2 separate regions of the Homo sapiens genome follow, and region 1 is linked to region 2. A link is a contact called in ENCODE Hi-C or POLR2A ChIA-PET data. All regions are on one chromosome and are shown on one strand. Each heading gives the region's core, a stretch centred on a gene start or an enhancer-like site at or near the end of the contact. The rest is flanking DNA. Distances are from core to core; before and after follow the strand shown.

Evidence for each region. Hi-C counts contacts between places; a loop is a spot of excess contacts on that map. ChIA-PET counts read pairs that join two places held with the same protein, here RNA polymerase II (POLR2A). Pooled maps may share reads with other maps.
Region 1: a pooled map shows a loop between it and region 2 (3-fold over the local background). The contact joins two enhancer-like sites. A Hi-C loop is called at or near these places in 6 of 50 pooled maps. POLR2A ChIA-PET finds 5 or more read pairs at or near these places in 5 of 52 experiments (H1, Panc1, activated B cell and 2 more).

The regions. Positions count from the first base shown.
Region 1 is chr20:47,575,381-47,578,080 of GRCh38, forward strand. All of the region lies in intron 1 of NCOA3 (nuclear receptor coactivator 3), which reads left to right. Among named protein-coding and RNA genes, the nearest start is that of NCOA3, 75 kb to the left of the region's middle. Within about 2 kb of position 1,356, at least 25 of the 41 ENCODE cell types and tissues checked have a DNase peak (open chromatin) inside an H3K27ac peak, as active enhancers do.
Region 2 is chr20:47,262,177-47,264,883 of GRCh38, forward strand. ZMYND8 (zinc finger MYND-type containing 8) reads right to left here. Exons shown (of 23, transcript NM_001281775.3): 12 at 112-252. Among named protein-coding and RNA genes, the nearest start is that of ZMYND8, 93 kb to the right of the region's middle. Within about 2 kb of position 1,320, at least 8 of the 41 ENCODE cell types and tissues checked have a DNase peak (open chromatin) inside an H3K27ac peak, as active enhancers do.

The DNA.
Region 1 (2,700 bases), core at 106-2,605, 310 kb after region 2:
GTAGACTTTTTATTGCCAAATATGCATAAACTTAAATCATGAAGGCTTGGGAATTGTTACTAGAAAATTACTTCTTTTAATGTCGAATTAAGAAAAAACTATCAGCATCGAGTTTATTTACTATCTTAACTGACATTATATTGCTATATAAACTTTAAACACTGAAGTTATTTTGGAACCCTTCAGCAGTTATATTAAGTCACACACTTCTGTATATTTGCTTACTTTCACGTTTTCAGAAATAACTGGTATCTTACTTTGCTGGTTTGGATAAGAGCTAATATCCTACATGAAATCGTTTTCTTAGGCAATGGTGGTGCCTACAGGGTATTCTAAACGTAAAGGTAAATTTAAGTCAATGAGTCTGTTAAAATTCAACTACCTATTGTGTCAAAGAGAGAAATATTGCTAACTACAAATTTACAGTGTGTTCATTTAGGATTTGACTAATCATTTTAATAGTAGAGCAGTTAATACAGCGATTTCACTTTTATCCTGTGGTGCTTCAAAGGCATCTAGTTTTTAAATGTAGTCCAGTTAAGGTGTATGTAGTAGAGGTTTTCATTTTAGACTTGCTCAATGTTAAATATAGAATGTTGAAAATATTATTTAATGGATTAGTTTATTGGTTTCTGCATTTGAAGAAATTTACATAAATTAGTTAGGGAGCAGTTGTACCTACTGCCAAATGGTTCACTCCTGAGTTTATTGTACAGTTACTCCCAGGTACTGAAATATAAGAAAAGAAAAATTTAAACCTTAGCTAAGAGCTCTGCCTGCATTTCTGTGGATCCACATTATGAAAAGGATAGAGGAACATTACCTGTGTATAGTAATGGTTTGAGGAGAGGGTAGGGAAACTATGCAAATAAAAAAATTGGGGTATAGGCAAATCCTTCAGTTAGATGTCTTTATTATCTGAGTTACTTTTAAAGCATTTACTGGATACACAACCAGTATTATCTTTTTACCATCCTATAAATTGTTCATAGAATTGCAACCTCATGGAGGAAAATCCATCTCCTTTACCTGCCTAAATTTATTCTTTGTCTTGATACTAGCATTAATAATTGGTTTGTTAGATACTACAGGCTAAAGAAACTCAGATTTCAAGAAGAAAGAAGATAATTACTCGATCATTTCTCCCCTCAAACACCTGTTTAAAATATATTGTCTTGAATAAAATTGTCACCTTGAACTTATTGTGTTCTTTGCCTTCTCCACTCCCCTGTCCTTAAAAAAAATAAAAAGAAGGGAAAGCCTTATAAGAAAAGGAAAATGTGCAATCCTGGTAGCCAATGAGTTAATGTTCATTTGCAGCCCGAGGGGTCAGCATGCAGCCTGTGTTTCCTGATTGGCTGCTAAAAGGTGAAATTGAAACCACTGTAAACTTTTGACCCTGTAGCAATTCTTGTGGAACGCCTTCCACTGGTGGAGCCCAGAGCTTTGCTCACTTCCCCACCCAACTCTCCCACCCTCTTTCCTGTATTTATTTTGTGTGATCCTGCAGCACTGCATGCAGTTTTTCCAAAGTGGCAGGGAGAGAGAGGCAGAACAAGCGCAAGCAAGCGGCTTGCTTGAATGCCTGTTTTGGTAACCATTGGATAAGAGCTAATATTCAACTCAGCCAAAGATATCAGGCCTTTTATACTAATCTGCCAACCAGATTTTTAAGTTTTCTCCTTAATCTAAAGCTAATTTAAAAAAATTTAGGCTAGTTTAGTTCCATTGTTCATCAGTGGATAGTATCGTTGTATAAGCAAAAATGTATGGCATAATTTCCTGGATGTCTTGAATTAAAAATAAGTTTTAAGTTTTAGCTACCTTTACCCCATTTATGTTTCCTGTATCCCTATGTAATTTTTACACAAATGGCCATTTCATAGAAGGTTTTTTGTCTTTTGCCTTTATTATGAAGAAACTCAAATGGCATTTTGGTTATGACAACTCTGGACATAATTGCAGAAATTGTACAATTAATGCCTCCCCCTTTGGCTGAGATAAATGGTTTTGGATTTGTCTTGCTTTCACATGTAAATAGTGTTGAACAGTTAACAACCCCATGAAAAAGGCAGGGTAGTTTTTCTCTATTCTTTCCTTATACTCTCATGGGACTCTGGTCTTTTTAATTCTTCCTTTTATCCATGGTGTCTAGCACAATGTGGCACATGGATGCTTAGCAGATGCTTACTGAATGAACATAGCTTTCATTTTAGGAACTTTAGGTCTGTTTATACCTGCTTCCCTTTTCCTAATTAATTGATGGCAGCAACTGTGATTTGCTTATTTCCAAGTGCCAGTGCAGTGCCTGATTCTAATAGATACACAGCAAGCATTTAATTGAAATCGAATTAAAATCTAACACAAGATCATTTCAAGAAGCAGGACTTTACAAAATCTAGGTTTTCAGAAGCCAAGGCGTCTGTTTTCACTGCGTTATTATGAATTTTCAGGCTGATTCCGTATAGAACTAAATGTTTAATTTATTAAATATGTAGAATACATTATAAGTCAGCTTGATTCTTTCTAGTATATATCACAAGATATGTGGTAATACCTGTCTTTATTTTACTAGACATGCATATGCTGTAATTTGAAATAATTCCTTGTCCCCCACTCCCTTATCAAGAAGATTATAGCATTTAAAAAAGATTGTTATAAATGTCTTACCAATGTTCTCCTGGGAAGCAAATACATTTT
Region 2 (2,707 bases), core at 70-2,569:
TGCATAGAGAAAAGAGTTGAAGGTTCAAGAACCACATACACAAGAGGATACGTCATTTGCAAAAATATCCACAGTTGCCACAGAAAGATACTGGCAAAAATTCTGACTGACCCAGGTTAAGATTCAGGATGCTGCCGGTGGTGGAGGTTTTGTCCGTTTTCGTCGTGATAGGAGCTGACAGTTGAGGAGAGAAGGGCTTTGGGCTGCCGGATAAACTCCCTGCTTGTCCCGTCTTGGTGGAGGCTGGTGAAGCTGAAAAAGTATGGCATTGTTAAAAGACAGGTTTACAAATAAACAAGTAGAACGTGTAGGTGTGGTGTAGGGAGAGAATGGAGAGATTATGAAATTGTGTTTGATTTCAGCAAGGCCGCTACAGTATCACGAATGGGGTGGGGTGGAGCATAGCAGGTTGGCCATTTATTTTCAGCAAAGGGCTTTAACCGGATGTGAAACCGTTAAAGCCACAAATGAAGAAGGTCTCCCCAGTTACTCTATTAAGCACAAAGCTCTAAGACAAATCGGCTAAGCTGCCACTGAAATTGGTTTGGCCCATTCACGGATATAAATCTCAACATAAATAGCGATTAAACCAACCCCCACATGGTCCAGATGTGGAGAACGGGAGCCAGGCTTACAAATGCGTATCATCTGTTTGTGGAAAGACACCACGGCCAGCTCACACGCAGCCACTGCACCTGCCAGGGACCAACTTGGCCCCTTGGGAAATCTCCAGCTCCCATTTCAAAGGTTCTTGAGGCTATGTAAAGCCAAACCCAGTACCAGATGGAGTGAGGGAGACGTTGGTAAATTATGTCCTTCTTTACTGTATTTCAAACTTTCACAGGAGGAGAGAGAACTGTACCTATGCCTAAGGCTTTTAAAAATACCTTAAAATGACCTACGACCTGCTTCTCCCCTGCCTCATTTCACAGGGTTAGGACAATAAACCACTTACGTTTAAAAAAGCAAGCATTCATAGGGGCCAACAAGCGTCCTAAAGATCCTTCAAATCCTGCCCCTTTGTCCTTGCCCCTCCATGGTACTGGGACTGTCCTGTTAATGCCTCTTGGGCCCATTTAAAAACAGCTGGGACTAAAGGCATCACTAACAACAATGACAGCCAACTCTTCCAAGATGAGCAAGAAACATTCTGAGTTGATCTGGTGCTGGAAAGAAATTTGTGGATGGCAAATTGGAGTTAGGAACTGAGACTCCCCAGGGGCTTCGAAAGTGCTGGGACACTTGTGTGGGCAGCACTTGCCTCAGTTTCCTCACCTGACAAATTAGAAAACTCAGAACAAGGCTTCAGTGTGTTGAAACTCACATACCACTCGGCTGGTGAATCCAAGTAAGCTAGGCAGCTCTGGTGCCAGGACCTGCCTGCATTACTGTTAATGTAATATAGTGGGAAAGACTCCAGAAGTAAAGAGGCCTGGATTCAAGCACAGATTAGAAGCCAGACACTGTGGATTCAAGCCCCGGCTCAGCTGTTGCCCTGCTGTGTAACCCTGGGCCAGTTACTGGCACCTCTGCCTCCCTCTTCCTGGCAGCAGCAAAGAGAGACACTAATAATATGATACAAAGGGACAATAACAGTAGCTACATCTCATCAGGCTGCCGTGAGGATTAAATCAATCATCTGAACAGTGCCTGGCATGCAGTAAGTACTCTGTTACTGTTTGCTATTAGAGTGGTTTTATTTTCTATTTCCCCATTAACCTCTAGGGCTTTGGGGTTATCCTCTGAACCACTGATTCTCAGCTATGAGCAATTCTTCTCTCCAGGGCACACTGGGCATTGCATCCAGACATTTTAGGAGAGTGGGGGGTTGCTACTGGCATCTAGGAGCTAGAGACCAAAACGCTGCTAAATCTGCTGCCATGCACAGAGCGGCCCCCCACAAGAAAGAGTTATCTGGCCCCAAACGTCAAAAGTGCTGAAACTGACACGCCGCATAGGGATGGAGTAGGCATGCAGCTGGGAATCCTTTTCCTCATCCGGGAATGATAAGGGAGTGAGGATCAATGTCGTCGATCTATGTCAATTGGCGCCGAGCAAGTGCTCAATAAATATTAGAAATTGTTTTAAGAAATAAGTTTTCTTTGCTTTTGTTTTTTTGAGATGGAGTCTCGCTCTGTCACCCAGGCTGGAGTGCAGTTGTGCAATCTCGGCTCACTGCAACCTCTGCCTCCTGGATTCAAGCGATTCTCCTGCCTCAGCCTCCCAAATAGCTAGAACTTCAGGCTCCTGCTATCACACCCGGCTATTTTTTATATTTTTACTAGAGACAGGGTTTTACCATGTTGGCCAGGCTGGTCTGGAACTCCTGGCCTCAAGGGATCCACCCGCCTCAGCCTCCCGAAGTGCTGGGATTACAGCCATGAGTCACTGTGCCCAGCCTATAATTAAGTTTTTAACACAATAAATCTGTTTTACTGCAAGAATTAATAGAATTGGCCTAGCACGTGGCATGCCACATTCCTTCACTGGGGGGGGCTGCTATATTATTACTAGTCCTATCACTGGTACTGTAAGACATAGAACTGAAGTGTTTGTTACACGAAGAAACAAGAATATGCCAGGTGCGGTGGTTCACCCCTGTAATCCCAGCACCTTGGGAGGCTGAGGTGGGAGGATCACTTGAGCTCGGAAGTTCGAGACCAGCCTGGGTAACATGGCGAAGCCTCATCTCTACTAAAAATACAAA